2 separate regions of the Homo sapiens genome follow, and region 1 is linked to region 2. The links are chromatin loops, found by intact Hi-C in ENCODE. Cell type or tissue: body of pancreas. All regions are shown on one strand. Each heading gives the region's core, and the rest is flanking DNA. Links, peaks and the distances in the headings are about the cores only.

Region 1 (8,327 bases), core at 300-8,299, 45 kb after region 2:
AGGAGAATCCCTTGAATCCGGGAGGCACGGTTGCAGTGAGCTGAGATTGCACCATTGCACTCCAGCCTGGGCAACAGAGCAAGACTTTGTCTCAAAAAAAAAAAAAAAAAAAAAAAGTTTATTGAGTGCCTATTATATGCCAGGCCCTATACTTTGTATAGGACATACAAAGATGAAAAGTGTAGACACTGCTTTCAACAGGTCTAGGCTTCCAGGGGTGGGCAGAGGCTCCTACTTCAAATAAGCAATCACAGCCGAGTATGCTCATTAGCAGTGGAGGCAGGTACAGAATGCAGAAGGGGGAGGTGGGGGAAACAGCATTCGAATTTGCCTTGAGAAATCAGGGAAGGCCTCCAGGAGGAGACAGGGCATGAGTTGAGCCTGGAAAGCTGAATAGGAGGTTTTCTGGTGGACAAGTGGAGAAAGAGCAGTGTAGGTAGAAGAAGGAGCAAATGCAAAGACACAAGAAAAAAATCGAGTCACAGGAAAGCCTGCTGTGTTCTGGGAGTTCGGACAATGAATGGCAGTGCTGCTATGGCTTAAAGAGGAGAGCTTGGCGGGGGAAATGAAGTTCGGCTGACAGATGGGACCAGAGCATAAAGGATTTTTTAATGCTATGTTAAAGAATTTAGATTTTACCCTGAGTGATGAGAAGCCACTAAAGCATTTTAAGTAAGGGAGTGATGGACAAGATTTATTTTATAAAAAGACCATTCTTGGGGCTATGGGTAGTATGGATCGGCTATGGTCAGGACAGGCTGAAGGGAAACCAGCTGGGAGACTAGCAAGAAGTGAGAGCCTGATCTAAGGAAGCCAAAATGGGGCTAGAGGCCGGGCATGGTGGCTCACGCCTGTAATCCCGGTACTTTAGGAGGCCAAGGCAGGAGGATCACAAGGTCAGGAGTTTGAGACCAGCCTGGCCAACATGGTGAAACCCCGTCTCTACTAAAAATACAAAAATTAGCCAGGCGAGATGGCGGCGCCTGTAATCCCGGCTACTCGGGAGGTAGAGGCAGGCGAATCACTTGAACTTGGGAGTCGGAGGTTGCAGTGAGCCAAGATCTCGCCATTGCACTCCAGCCTGGTGACAGAGCAAGACTCCATCTCAAAAAAAAAAAAAAAAAAAAGCTGGGGGAGGTGGGCTAGAGTTGGGGGGGGTGGGCTAGAGGTGGGCAGATGCATGCTTAAGCAGGAAACCTGGCAAGACAGACTGGGTGTTAAGAATGAGGCAGAAGGCCTGGGAAATGTTGACACCCTTCTCCAGGATCGGATCTTCAGAAATGTGAGCAGACTCAGAGGGAAGCAAGAGTCCTGCTTTGGTCTCAGAGAACTTAAGGTGGAGCTCAGAACAAAGTCCTTGGCTGGATATGCAGATCTGGGGTCATGGGCATGAGGGTGTAGCTTAGCTGGAAGTGGGGAGTGTGCAGAGGGAGGAGGGAAGACAGCATTGGATAGCCACAGGTAGCCATGGGAAATCCCAACCAATGTGCATGCATCTACTGGAGAAAAGAGGACCCACAAAGGAGACTGAAAAGAATCTTAGAAAGTTGTAGAAGAGATCCAGGAAAGAGCAGTGTCACGCAGCACGAAGGGGCAAAGCATGTCAGGACTGCGGGGAAGGTCAATGATGTCAAACACTGCTGGACAAGTCCAGTAAGGAAAAGACTGAAATGTGACTACAGGTGGTCCCTGATGACTTCACAGAGGGCATTTCTTTCTTTTTTTTCTTTTTTTTTTTTTTTGAGATGGAGTCTCACTCTGTCACCCAGGCTGGAGTGCAATGGCACAATCTCAGCTCACTGCAACCTCCGCCTCCCGGGTTCAGGTGATTCTTCCACCTCAGCCTCCTGAGTAGCTGGGATTACAGGCACCTGCCATCATGCCCAGCTAATTTTTATATTTTTGTAGAGATGGGTTTTCACTATGTTGGCCAGGCTGGTCTTGAACTGCTGACATCAGGTGATCTGCCCAACTCGGCCTCCCAAAGTGCTGGGATGACAGGCGTGAGCCACCGTGCCTGACCCACAGAGGGCATTTCTGTGATGACAGTGCATGCCAGGCTACAATGCGTTGTGGAGTCAATGTGACATGAAGGGAGAAAAAACAGGGGACACTTACGAGAGGCTTGACTAAAAGAGAAGACATGAGGGGTCATAGAGACTTCAGGTGGAAGGAAGGTTTCATTTTGTTTTTTAGTACGGGAAATACTTGAATGAGTATGTATGGCTAAGGAGAGGTGGAGCTTAAAGATTCAGAAAAGTCTCAGGACGAAAGAGAGGACCTTAGAGCAAGGTCCCGGAGGACACAGGAAGAAATGGGATCCCGATGACATACCCCTCTTCCTGAAACATTCTTAGCTCACATCAGCGGAAACAGACTCTGAGACTCTGAGGTTTTCATGAAGGAGGATTACTGGGGGGAGATCTGAGGAACCAGCCCTGACAGGGAGACCTCATGGAAAACGAGGGTGGCTGAGGCATGGAGGTTTGTAGAGCGTCGCAGGCAATGGAGGAAATTCTTTCCTGATGGACTCCTTTTTCTTTTCAAAATGAGAAATTGTTGAAAAAAAGTGCTCGAGATCTCCAGAAGAGTGGAAAAGGCCTGGAATGACCTTAGATGACAGTAGGAATCACAAGCTGGGATTAGTTTGTACCCTGGAGGGTGCAACAAAGATCAGATGCCATAAATCTGTGGTGTTACCATCTTTTAGGCTGAGTGATTTTTCCCTAGTCGGGCTCTGCATCCCAGAAATACAAGCAGAAGAGGAGGCTGAGGGTGAGGTTAACCTAAGGCACATTTCTGGGCTTCTGGCCTACTCTCTACTCCTGCTGGGCGCCTGTCTCCAGCTGGGACGAAGGGAAGAGCCTGCAGGTCATGCCTCTACTTGAAGCTTCCTTCTCTCTCTCAGGGTTGCTATTTATTATGTCTTGGCCAGTGCACCAATCCAAAAGTTGAAAAAAAGCAGAGTACACATCAAACCATTCCCAGAATCAAACTCTAGGATGATTTAAAGATCAGTGAGTCAGATACATGTGGATTAAATTTTCCTCTAACTACATACTTGGTTAGAAAATCCTAGCCTGGGACTTGGAAGTGATGGGTCCTGTTTGGGACACCCAAGTTGCTATAAAGAGGTACAACGTGTGTTCAGTTCCAGTCCCTGGATCATCAGGCAAGGTCTGAAAACCTCTGTTTGAGACGGCATAAATTCCCAGGACTGCAGACCACTGGACCAAACTTCTAGGAGGCAAGACTTGTGGACCCTGGTGAGAACCCAAGCCAAACCTTTCATGGGGCCAGCCTTGGGAGAAACTGGCCCTGCTTGGCTGGCTTCTGCTACCGTCACTCATCCTTTCTAAGTGAGGGCAGCCTTGAGGCCACAAAACAAAGGCCAAAATGGCTTCAAGGACAGTAAGCTCAAGGTAAGTTTGGATAACTTCTTTAGATCAAAAAAGAGGAACTCCAGGTTAGAAGGCAGGTAATTTTCTGGAATAAATGAGTTTGAAAATATAAAAGTATGGAGAAGAAAAGAGCAACATTTTGTTAGGGACAGAAAAAAAAAAAAAAAAAGAGTCAAAAGACCCCAGTCTTCACTCTGGTTCTGTAATTTTAAGGAAGTCACTATCCCCTTGAGGTTTTGGCACCCTCTGCTGAAAATGTAAAGGTTTGGATTCGATGATGACTCATCTTTTATTTCTGATCTTACTTATCTAGTTTTATGTCCTTTATGCTCAATTTAAGCTCTTCCATGCTCTGCATTTCCCATATCCATTTTTCTTCCTCCCAAGGGGCATGAAAGTATTTGGTGAGCTAAAAGATGTTGGCTTTCTCTTCCTGTTTCTTGCTCAAACCCCAGTCGGTTCTCCAAGCTGTCATTAAACCATCCATCCATTCATTCATTCATTCATTGATACCAGTTTCCCTCCACCACTCTAACTGGAGCTGAGCAATTAGACACATGGTAACCTTGTGTGCAAGAAGTTAAGAAGTCTACCAGGGACTCCAGAGGCCAAAAAATTGGGCAAAAATTAGGCAAGGGGCAGGCCCACTTGGACCCCATACTTCTCCCTCATCAGTTAGCAAAGGGAGAGTCTCTTTTTCCAGCCCTCTCTCCCTCTGCTCATACCTTGGTGAAAGGAAATAATGACCCACAATGTGACCCCATGCCGAGGACGGAGAGGGGAGAGAGATACGCAAGGGTGATGAGGCTTTGTGGCAGGTGGCAGTAGCTGGCAGCTCTCCACGCCTTGATCCCAAGGCCACATTCTCTGGTGGGAGGGGAGCCAGGAAGAGATCCTTGAAATGGAACACTGGAGTGCTCAGGATGGACCAGGCTCCACAACAGCTGCCCTGCAGATGGGGAAGAGCATTTGAATCTTGAGTTTATATTTCTAGAAAAACTCCCCCTCCCACTCTCCCTTGCTGTATTATGGGTTTTTTTGTGAGGTTTAGAAAAATAAACAGAATCTAACAATAACTGTCTGAAAGTGCTAAATTACCAAGAAAGACGTAACAGATTAGCAGTGCAAACTGAGCCTGGGTGGGAGACAGCCAGCACACGAGGGATCTGAGAACGACCCATAGGGTGGTGGTTTCTCTGCTCTTCCTCCTCCCGCAGAATGAGCTGTCTTCACACACTGCAGCCTCTCTGGTGGAGCTGAAGGCTGAGCTGCATTGTCCAGAGAGCCTGAGGTTTAGAAATGGGGTACCATGTCCACTTTCAAACCAGCAACACCCCCAGACTTGAAAAGATCTGGCTCATGCCATCAAGTCCATCTCTGGCTCTCAGGTAGGACTGCTCCTGTCACCCTGGTTGGAGGTGAAACTCTTTTCTGTTTCTAGAGACAACCTTCTCAGATGAACCTGGAGGGCATTACGTTAAGTGAAATAAGCCAGGCATAGAAAGATAAAGACTGCGTGATGTCACTTATATGTGGAATGTAAGAAAGTCCAACTCATAGAAACAGAGTAAAATGGTGGATCCCAGAGGCTGTTGGGTTGGAGGATTGAGGAGATATTGATCAAAGAACACAAAACTTCAGTTAGACAGGAGGAATATGTTCAGGAGACCTATTGTACATCAGGGCAACTACAGTTCAAAACAATATATCTTATATTTTAAAATTGCTCAGAGAGTAGATTTTACATGTTCTTAACCACCATTAAATAAGGATGTCAAATAATACATATGTTCAATAGTTTGAATTAGCCATGCTGGCCTGTATACATATATCAAAACATGATGTTATATGCCATAAATAGGCACAAGTTTTACTTGTCAATTTTTTTAAAAATAAGCTTTTAAAAAGAAACAACCTTCTTTATCTTTTCCCCAGGAATCTGGGAAGGTGTTTAGGCAAGTAATGATTCAAAACTCCCAGAATGTGGGAATCAAAAGGATCTTAGAATACGGCCCCCATCCTTCACTTTACAAATAAATGAACTGAGGTTCACAGGGAGGAAGCACCTTGCCCAAGATCCCCCAGCTGGTGAGTGGCAGAGCTGGGACTAGAACCCGGGTCTCCTGAATCCCTGCAGATGCACATTCTGTAGCAGCTACTTCCAGGCCTTCCATCCAATTGCCCAATTCCCCTTTCCTCATTATTTTTCACTGGGTTGTGTCCAGTGAATTTATATGCTTTTGGCCAATCTGCAACTGTAGCTTCTATGATTTTGAAGTTCTCATATCTTAACCTTAAGGTCTTCTCAGAGATCGAGACCATCCTGGCTAACACAGTGAAATACCGTCTCTACTAAAAATACAAAAAATTAGCTGGGCGTGGTGGCGGGCGCCTGTAGTCCCAGATACTCGGGAGGCTGAGGCAGGAGAATGGTGTGAACCCGGGAGGCGGAGCTTGCAGTGAGCTGAGATAGCGCCACTGCACTCTGGCCTGGGTGAAAGAGCGAGACTCCATCTCAAAAAAAAAAACAAAAAAAAAACAAAAAAAAACAAGTCTCCTCAGTTAAAGTCAGTAGCTTACCTTTCTTGAGCCCCTGCTATTTGTCAGCCACCAGTAACTCAAAGGTGAAAAAGGCACAGTGCCTGTCTTTAAACACTGATGGCCAGGAGCAGTGGCTCACACTTGTAATCCCAGCACTTTGGGAGGCCAAGGTGGGCAGATCACCTGAGGTCAGGAGTTCAAGACCAGCCTGGCCAACATGGTGAAACCCCGTGTCTACTAACGATACAAAAATTAGCCGGGCATGGTGGTGCATACCTGTAATCCCAGCTACTCAGGAGGCTGAGGCAGGAGAATCACTTGAACTTGGGAGGCAGAGGTTGCAGTGAGCCGAGATTGCACCATTGCACTCCAGCCTGGGCAACAGAGCAAGACTCCAACTCAAAAAAAAAAAAAAAAAAAAGATTGACATGAAGCCAGAGGGGAACTCTGGGGTTCTTTCTGACTAACAACCTGAACTCCTTCTGCTAACTCTACCTATTGCCCCACTACATCTTCAGGATGTGTGCGGGATGGGTTAGGAAGTAGAAGTTACCAGGTTAAGCTATGGTCTGTGAGGCACTGTCCTGGGTTCTGGAAGAGAGACCTCCCTACTCTCCAGGAGACATGTGAAAGACCAGCTTCTAGTTTACTAACAGATGCAGGGACAGATAACTGGGATTTGAATTATACCTCCACTATTTACTAGCAATGAGACCACAGGCAAATTATCTAATCTTTCTGGGCCTCAATCTCTTCTGAAATGAGGATAGTAAAGCCCATCTTATAAGGCTGTTATGAAAATCAAACAAAATATGTGAACTCCCTAGTTCCATGCCTACTGCACAGGAGACCTCAAAAATGCTACTTTCTTTCCTTTCTCTTGAATTCTAGTCTTATGTGACTGTGTGTTACCCAGAGCATGATGATTACTGAAGATTTAAATGTGTATTAGTCTGTTCTCACACTGCTAATAAAGACATACCTGAGACTGGGTAATTTATAAAAGAAAGTAGTTTAATTGACTCACAGTTCCATATGGCTGGGGAGGCCTCGCAATCATGGAGGAAGGCAAATGACGAGCAAAGTCACGTCTCACATGGTGGCAGGCAAGAGAGCTTGTGTAGGGGAACTCTGCTTTATAAAACCATCAGATCTTATGAGATTTATTCACTATCATGAGAACAGCACAGGAAAGATCTGACCTTATGATTCAATTACCTCCCACCAGGATCCTCCCGTGATATGTGGGAATTATAGGAGCTACAATTCAAGATGAGATTTGGGTGGAGACACAGTCAAACCATATCCCAGTGCTTTGTGGAGAGACTGTTTCACTGCTATTCTCTTCCAAGCACAGCAAAGGGGGCTGGCTGGCCACCCGCTCCCTTGTAAGTGTGACTTCCCACTTCGAGTCTGCCTGGTGTAGACCCTGATCTTGGCTCAGCACGACAACCCTTCCTTCAGGCTAAACTCTCTCCCTTGGCATCCACCACTGGAAAAGGATGAGCTGCCCTAATCTGAGCCACACTCTATCTCTTTTGAAGAAACAAAAGTGAGAGGAAGCCATGGGGGAGATGCGTTCCTCCTTGATGCATCATAAAAGACACACAGATTTAATGTCAGAAGACAGGCTGGAAAGCCAGCCCTTCCTCCACATCCGTGTCATCCTAGCCTCACTGACCCTCAGTTTCTTGATCTGTGAGAAGGGAACACAAAAGCTGTTTCAGTTAGTTACTGTGAAGATTAAATTTGAAAAGACATACGAATAGTCATAACAAAGAGGAAAGTATTAACGCTACGTCGATACCACTTTACTATTATTGTCTCTTCTCCTGTTCCCCTGACACATCTCAAGTGAGAGCAGGCCCAGGCCAAATCTGCAGAAATTCAGTTTTATTCTTGCTAAGCAGCAGTCCTACCTGATGCTCTCCAGTCGGTAAGGGCAGGGCCCTCCTCTCTCCACCTGAGCTGTGGGAGGCAGGAGGCAAAAGGCCAGTCCCAGAACGGGAACCACGGAGCTGTCTCCTTCTCCATCTGTCTCTGGGGGAGTGCTCTTGGCAAGGAGCAACCGTTCCAAAGGCAAATGTCCAAGGTGAAATCCATCACGGGGCCCTGGACTGGGAAAAGATAGAGGAAAGTAAATCAAGCCTCTCTGAGATAAGAAGACACAGCCTGGAGCATTTAAAAAATGCAACTCTACCAGCTGCCCACTTTTGCGAAGTTTTAAGGCAGAGGACTATGCTAGGTAAGAAGGAACCCAGACCCCATCCCCCTATTTAAAAAGTGGGAGGAGCCCCGATGTGGGGCTTCTCTCTTCTCTCTCCCTCTTACTGCAAGTCTCAGCCAGAGAGGAGCAAAAGGCATTTTTAATGAATCTCTCTCAGC
Region 2 (8,327 bases), core at 51-8,050:
CATCTCACAGTTGTTTGGATATAGACGTTGCATTCACATTTATGTCAGAAAAGGTGGGAAACCAAGTAGGGAGAGTACACACACAGAGGAATGAGATACCTGAATAAGGGAAGTTCACAGGGAAGGTGAGAGGGATGGACAAAACTTAAACTTGGGGCCATTTCCCTTCCCCTTCAATCTATTCCTCGTGGACGTGCTGTTACAAAGTTGTTACCCACCCGCCAGGTGCGGTGGCTCACGCCTGTAATCCCTGCACTTTGGGAGCCCAAGGCGGGTGGATCACCTGAAGTCAGGATTTCAAGACCAGTCTGACCAACATGGTGAAACCCCCATCTCTACTAAATGCAAAAAAAAAAAAAAAAAAATTAGCTGGGCGTGGTGCGTGGTGGCGTACGCCTGTAATCTCAGCTACTTGGGAGGCTGAGGCAGGAGAATCGTTTGAACCCGGGAGGCGGAGGTTGCAGTGTGCCGAGATTGCACCACTGCACTCCAGCCTGGGCAACAAGAGTGAAACTCCGTCTCTCAAAATGAAACAAAACAAAAAAGTTGTTACCAACCATTCCTTGCCTCCTTGCAAAAAGGACTGCCTTCTTCAATGAGTGGAGTGGAATGGAGAAAAAGACAGCAATTTTCTCTCGGTTTCTCCTGGTCATAACTGTAAACTGGCCATAGGCTTCTCTGCATGCTTTCAGACTGAAAAGACTTGAGTGAAGGAATTCAATCTAAGGTATGAAAAATGGAGAAAAGCTTTAGAATTAGTTCTCTGTGGATCTAAGAGATCCCTATGCAGCAGCAGATTTTCAGATACTCTAGTAGGTCCCTGTATTTGGGGGATCTTGACTTTTCATCTTTCAGCTCACAGCAGGCACTTGACTCTCTGTGCTACTAACACTTAAGGTCCAGCCACTTTTCACAGCTTGTCCCAAAGTCAGTAATTTCCCTGGTGACCAGCAAGGGCTCTAGGGGCTGAGATGAGCAACTTATGACCTGTGTGAATGGTCCCAGAGTGGGAGGGGGCATGGGAAGACCTGCAGAAGGGCCTGCTCACATGTCTCCTCCTGTCCTTCTCAGACCCCCACCTGCACTGAGGAACACCTCTTTTCCCACCCCTCTGTTCCATTCATTTAATGGATTCGTCAAAAGCTCATCACTGAGCCAATTAGCAGCCCAGCTTCTCCACTGCCCCTTCACAAAGGGCTTCCACCTTGATTAAAGGACTGTGCCTGAGGAGATGCTGTGCTCACAAATGCCAGAGGGAGGAGGCAATGGGGCCTTACCCTAGAGGGAGGAATGGAGTGGGGGTGTTGAGAACTAAGAAAGAAACTGAACCAACATGAAATGTTGGGACTTTGGAATCTTTTCCAGAGTGAGATAATTTTCTTTTTTTTTTCTTTTTTTTTTTTTGAGATGGAGTCTCGCACTGTCGCCCAGGTTGGAGTGCAATGGCGCGATCTCTGCTCACTGTAATCTCTGCCTCCCGGGTTCAAGTCGTTCTCCTGCCTCAGCCTCCCGAGTAGCTGGGATTACAGGCGCATGCTGCCACGTCCGGCTAATTTTTTGTGTTTTAGTAGAGACAGGATTTCACCATGTTGCCCAGGCTGGTCTCGAACTCCTGAGCTCAGGCAATCCACCCGCCTCAGCCTCCCAAAGTGCTGGGATTACAAGCATGAGCCACCACACTCGGCCAATTTTCTTTTTTTTTTTTTTACCAACCGTCAGGCTCCATGACTTTGGGGACTGTGTGTACCCTCTAGAGCTCATGAGGCCCATCCCCTGCCTCCATGCATGAGGATGGCTTAGAGAAGACTGGTCCTTATTCAACTCTTCCCTCTCACTTGTCAGTGTCTTGGCTCCTGACCACAAGGTATGGAACCTTTAGGGCCCCCTCCAGACACAGAATCCAGCTTTGTCATCCTCTAACACAGAAAACATTTCAGGACTTCTTTGGGATGTTCGACCCACCTGGATGTGTCCTGGAACCCTACTACCTGTCTGCAGCAGGAAGTCAAACAGAAGGCAGCCATTCCCGTCTTCTCTATCAGCATTAGCAGCCACAGTTTAGAAATTCAGCCTGTGCTTTTCTCTAGGGCCTGCATCTGTGCAGACTTCTACCCTCAGGCTTCCCTACAAGATGCTCAGAAGGTACTGAACAGAACACGCACTTGCAAAAATGACCAAAAGCACAAAGGCAAGGGAATAGATCACCTTCTCCTTTCTACTTTCTATTCCCCTACATCTCTCTTTGACTTTAGAGCCCTAAAATTGCCATAGTTCTTAATTTTAGTCAACTTACTACTAATTTTAAAGTATACGAAAATTAGTTAATGACACTTATTAAGCACCTATTACGTGCAAGGTATTATCAAGCAAAATGTAGTGTTCTTACAGTTCCTTCTGTTTGCCTCATATTTTGCTGTTTTCCTGCGATGGTCAGTATATATTGCCTCCCATCACACACCATGTTTTTTGAGCAGCCAGAGACCCAGGCAAATCAATAAATGTTTATCAAATTTCTTTTTTTTTGAAACAGAGTCTCGCTCCGTCGCCCAGGATGGAGTGCAGTGGCGCGATCTCAGCTCACTGCAACGTCCGCCTCCCAGGTTCAAGCTATTCTCCTGCCTCAGCCTCCCAAGTAGCTGGGACTACAGGCACCCACCACCATGCCCAGCTACTTTTTTTTTGTATTTTTATTAGAGACGAGGTTTCACCATGTTAGCCAGGATGGTCTCTATCTCCTGACCTCGTGATCCGCCTGCCTCAGCCTCCCAAAGTGCTGGGATTACAGGCGTGAGCCACCACGCCCGGCCAAGTTTCTTCTATCTGTTACTAGCTTTGCACCTGTGGAAGAATACAATTGCATATCTGCCCTTGAGACCACTATGCTGTACAGTCTGTCAAATGTGTCTCCAAAACAATTAGAAACCATGCAAAGCAGCACATAAATAAATACTTATCGGCTATGATGGAGACTGAGGTTATGCTTTTTTTTTTTTTCTTGACACAGAGTCTTGCTCTGTCACCCAGGCTGGAGTGCAATGGTGTGATCTCTGCTCGCTGCAGCCTCTGCCTCCTGGGTTCATGCGATTCTCCTGCCTCAGCCTCCCAAGTAGCCGCGATTATCATGCCTGTAATCCCGGCACTTTGGGAGGCCAAGGTGGGTGGATCACCTGAGGTCAGGAGTTCGAGACCAGCCTGGCCAACATAGAGAAACCCTGTCTACGAAAAATACAAAAATTAGCTGAGTATGGAGGTTATGCTTTTAAAGAGCAAGATGGAAATGGTTCTTGGGAAAATAACTACAGAAAGAGTTGGTTTCCTGGCCGGGTGCGGTGGCTCATGCCTGTAATCCCAGCACTGTGGGAGGCCGAGGCGGGTAGATCACTTGAGGTCAGGAATTCCAGACCAGCCTGGCCAACATGGTGAAACCCCGTCTCTACTAAAAATACAAAAATTAGCCGGGCGTGGTGGCGGGCACCTGTAATCCCAGCTACTCAGGAGGCTGAGGAAGGAGAATCACTGGAACCCAGGAGGCGGAGGTTGCAGTGAGCTGAGATCACGCCACTGCCCTCCAGCCTGGGCTACAGAACGAGACTCCGTCTCAAATTAAAAAAAAAGAAAAAAGAAAGAAAGAGTTGGTTTCCACTGTTTCAAGACTAATGGAAGAAACTGTTCTCATGAAGAATGGGAAGGACAACCTATAGACTCACAGGAAGCTAAGGGGTAGGGTGGGAACCTTGCCTGAGTTAAGAATAAGGAAACTAGGCAAATTCCTCTCTGCAAAATGATGGTAACACTACTGCCTGCCTCATGGTGGTGAGGATTAGAACAGTGTCTTGCAAGTAGTAAGCTCAATGTCAGTGTTCACTACACTACTACTGTTTTCGTTCTTAGGTGAACTGTTTTACTTTGGGACTGGCTAGAGGTGGGGGTTGGGGGACTGGCTTATATTATGGTGTCTTAGGTTAGTGACTGAAACACACTGACAATCTTTGTTCCTGGCAAAGCAACACTATGCTCTCATTTCAATCCCACTTATAAATTCTGCAATGGAAAAAATGGAGCTGGCCCTTAGGGAACTCACTATAGGGGCCTGAGACTTGGGCCATGCTCTCACTAAACCCTCTGGCGGAAGACCTTCGGGCCACCCAGCCCCACCTGGAGGTGGAAGGTGATTAAATGGATGATCTCACCCGGTCCCTTTTGAGAGGGCCTGAGTCTGTGATCCTGTAAACAGACTCCTATGCATTGCAAACCATGGGCGTTTTTGTGGATTGTTCTTTGTTCAGAAAAAGCCAGAGCAGTTTTGAGAAGTCTGCAGAATGTTAGAGCTGTCACTTCTAAAGTAATGTAACGCTGTCTGTTACCCCACCTATCAGCAAAGCAAAGCAAGGTATATGTCTCCATGAGTCAGGGTTTATTTAATATTCACAACCCCGGCAGTTTTTTGACTGATGAAAATATTTTGCAAACAGAACCTGGTCCTGTTTTTCTCCTCACTCTTTCCCCCTGCCAAATGTAGAGTGAGAGGTTGGCAGAGGCAGTGCTAAACTAGTAGGGCTGAGGAGATACTATCTCCGTCTCCTTGTAACACAAAACATTTATTTTGCTGGGAGTGAACACAAAATTGAAAAGGGGCCAAGATTTCTGGGAGCAGGAGGTTTGGTTTTCCCCCTGGCTGGACTGCCTGGTTTGTTGACTTTCTGCCTTTGCCACCCCCTGAGCCACACACCAGCCTTACCTAAGACATAGACCATTACAAAGGCAGCTCTAGAAGCACCAGACTACCCCCACCCCAGCTCCAGGGGAGAGGACCAGCCATTATTCAGCAAATGAGTCAGCCGTGAGTGACAAAGCCAGGCTTGGTGACTCCCTTCCCCACTTGTTGCCTTGCCCTCTAGCTGTCTGTCCAGGGACCCAAAAGCCGAGTGATGGATGTCCCAAATGCAGACACCACTCGGAGACCCACCCGGCAGCTAGGCAGACATAGCAGGCACTTTGCTGAGGGCCTAACTCCCATGCTGCAGGATGACTGTATATCAAGATCTGTGATCACTGCGGAAGTCTCATTTTCCCAGACTTGGTTCCGCAGCTGTGCTGCCTTCAGATGCTGCCTTGGTTGAAATCCTGGCTCTTACTAGGTATGTGGCCATGGGCAGGTTATTTATCTTTCCCATGTTTCAATGTCCTTATCTTCAAAATAGGGATAATAATAGCACCTTTCTCCTAGGCTGTTGTGAGAATTAGACCAGCACGCTCACCATAGGTATTAGTTATGTGAGTACTATTACTGTCAAAGGTAAGGTAGGAGTATAGTTTCCTCTTATACTCTCAGCTTCACAGTGCCAGAGTCATTGACACCTGCTCTCAACTGCCTCGCTGTGCCCTCAACGCTCAGCCCTGGTGCCTCTGCCAGGGCTCTCTGCATGAAGAGTCGCCTTCCCCTTACATCAGGGCTGGCTTTGTGTTGTCTCTGAAACTTCTTGGACCTTGCCAGCGTGTTCTTTGGTCCTCTTCTTACGTGGAACTGCCAGTATCAGTGTGCCACTGAGCCTCAGTCTGTTCCATGATTTGTTTATTTTTAAATTTTATTTTATTTTATTTTTAGAGACTGGGTCTCACTCTGTGGCCCAGGCTGGAGTGCAGTGGCATGATCATGGCTCACTGCAGCCTCAAACTCCTGATCTCAAGTGATCTGTCTGCCACAGCCTCGCGAGGAGCTAGGACCACGGGCACTCACCACCATGGCTGGCTAATTTTCTCTCTCTTTTTTATTTTTGTAGAAATGGGAGTCTGTGTTGCCCAGGCTGGTCTCAAATTCCTGGCCTCAAGTAATACTCCTGCCTCAGCATCCCAAGGCACTGGGATAACAGGCTTGAGCCACAGCGTGCCTGGCCTATTTAAAACCTTTTCTTTCAAGAAAACAGAAGTATCTTAGGGGATTTAGAACCATACTACTATGGTCCTGCTTCAGAAAATCTACTATCTCTTTATGTATTTTTTCATCTAACTCAGTTTTGTTGTGCATTGTTTAGGTCAGAGTTGTTTAAGCTCAGCACTATTGATATTTTGGGCCAGATAATTCCATGTGGTGGGGACTCTCTTGAGCAGTTGAGAATGTTTAACGGCAACCCTGGCCCTCCCCCCACTAGATGCCAGTAGCACCCACTCCTCTGGTTGTGGCAAAATATCTCTAGACATTGCCAGTGTCCTCTGGGATAAGGTTGTCAGATTTAGCAAATAAATTTGATATCAAAATTAGCAAATATATTTGATATCAAAATATATTTTATCTGGCAGCCTTCCTCTGTGGGCAAAAATCACTCCAGGTTGGGAACCACGGGTTTAAATACCCTACACGTTCACATTCATTTACTCACATGATAACTGCGTCAGGTAGTTACTAGCAACCCATTCTAAAGATGAGGAAACTGAGTCTTGAAGAAGGAAAGTGGCTTGCCCACAGTCACCCAGGTCGATGGCTCATTTCAGTGCTCTTTCCATTTTATTACAGTGGCCCAACAGAGCTCAGCCTCTTGCAATATCTTCCTTGTTTATGAACATTCAGGAGGCTCCATTCCAACTCTTCTGGGCTGATGCTCTGATGATTGGGACATCGATTGTGTGAAGGGCCAAACTAGACATTGTCCTACAAACCTCTCCACCTCACACAGCTCTGAAAACGTTTCTTGGAGAGGAGGCAAAGGGAGAGGAAGGGAAAGGAACAGCAGGGGGTGCAGGGTCCCCGCCTCCCACAGCTCCGCAGCCAAAGCCTGGAGAGACAAAAGGCAGTGCGGCGCAGGGGTGATTATTTCCCTTGCTCTATCACCCAGCTCAATGGGGCATTCTGGATGCCTGCCCTCCGATGCCCAGGGGCCTTATTAACAGACCTCAGCTGTTGCCCAAAGCCCTTACCTCACCCAAGAGGGCTCTATTTGCATGATAATGCCCTCCTTGGGGGAATTATTGCTTAATTAAAGAACAGCAATCACTTTAATTAGCATGCCTCCTTGCTCCCTGGTACTTTGCATGGATTCAAATGAGCTCCTCATTAGGTATTGGCACTTGGACAAATCGAGGGCCTCTGGCTGGGAAGGGAGGCTCCCAGGGCAGGCAGCCCCAGCCGGGACCTCAATGGCGGGGAGGCCCAGCCCTGCCAAGAACACAACCCCGGCTTTGTGAAGGGAATGGCAGACAGGGCCTGGGCCAGCACCCTTTGAGGCCCACAACAGGGCACACAGGGGAGGGCCAGGCCCTGGAGGGTGGTGTTTGCAGGCGCCGGCCAAGGGCTCTCTCTTTGCCTCTGTCCGCTTGAGCTACACCCCCCTTTCAGCTCTTTTGCCATTGGCATTTAGCTGTATTACACCATCCTCCTCCTCCCGTAAGAATGTTTGGAGCCTTTCTCCATCAGTCCCCGCTACACCCATGCGCACCTGGCTCAGTCTCAGTGCCCCTCAGACTCTTCACTCCCAGTTTTGGAGTGCAGTTTTCTCTTCTAACTGGTAATGTAGGAGGATGGCACATAAAACAAAACAAGCAAACAAGAAAACACACCTGTCTTCATCCAGAGATGGTATCTCTCTCCCAGGGCAAGATCACCCTGCTCTTTAGCTTCTCTCCCCTGAGATCTAGAAAGAATCCAGGAACAACTCCACCCACAGACCCCTGAGCTGCATTTCCAGAAATAGGGGCCACTGTGGATTCTCACCACCACAACTCACCCTCCCCCAATCATTAATAAAACCTAGGTTATTTTGTGGGCCACCGAACTACTGCTTTCAGCACATGGAGTCCGACGCCGACCTAATTATACTTTGATATTTCTCTTGATCTCTGTTAGAGTAGAGCAACTGGCTCCCCTCCAGGAAGAATCTTCTTCCTCTGCCTGGATGTCAGTGTACCTAAAATCACCTGACTTTTGTTCTCCTTCCTACCTCTGTCTCTCTCTCTTTCTCTCTGTCTCTCTATCTATCTCTTACACGCACACACACACACACACACACACTCTCCACGGAGAAGGTAAAAATGTCTCTAGGTTTGTATTCAAGAGATCTGGTTTCCAGTCTAAGCTTAGCATCCAGGGAAGAAGCATCTGTCTCAACTCTTTTCTGGAGTTTTCAGGAAGAGAGAGAATAGCTCCAGGCTGCCACCCCAGAGAGACCCAAAGCAGCCCTGACTCAATCCAGGACCTTCCTCCACAGCCCCAGCAGGTGCACATTCAGTCTCTCAGGCAGCTCCAGCTCCAGCTCCCTCACCTCCAACCTCCCCCGCAACCCCAGTGAGCCAGCCTGGGGCTCCCCTATCTTTAGAGTCTCCGCTTTCCCTGTGTG

What was found. Hi-C counts contacts between places; a loop is a spot of excess contacts. Peaks named below come from ENCODE experiments on the same cell type or tissue, not always from the same donor. Only the 100,000 strongest peaks of a DNase experiment are listed, where the experiment ranks them.
Region 1: it touches region 2 in a loop (2.1-fold over the local background); 32 of 110 quality-filtered maps call a loop at or near these places.

The regions. Positions count from the first base shown.
Region 1 is chr11:126,120,135-126,128,461 of GRCh38, forward strand. It overlaps LOC105369591, which reads right to left. Exons shown (of 4, transcript XM_017018656.2): 2 at 7,862-8,059; 3 at 4,500-4,669; 4 at 3,672-4,350. The coding sequence ends at 4,121. LOC124902784 (a long non-coding RNA gene) reads left to right here and starts at 3,327. Exons shown (of 2, transcript XR_007062938.1): 1 at 3,327-3,422. In body of pancreas, for the core only: no CTCF peak of the experiment used is centred there; no DNase peak of the experiment used is centred there.
Region 2 is chr11:126,075,678-126,084,004 of GRCh38, forward strand. No RefSeq gene overlaps it. Among named protein-coding and RNA genes, the nearest start is that of CDON, 17 kb to the left of the region's middle. RefSeq lists an enhancer at 967-1,468. In body of pancreas, for the core only: no CTCF peak of the experiment used is centred there; a DNase peak (open chromatin) is centred at 4,754; H3K27ac peaks cover 2,015 bases.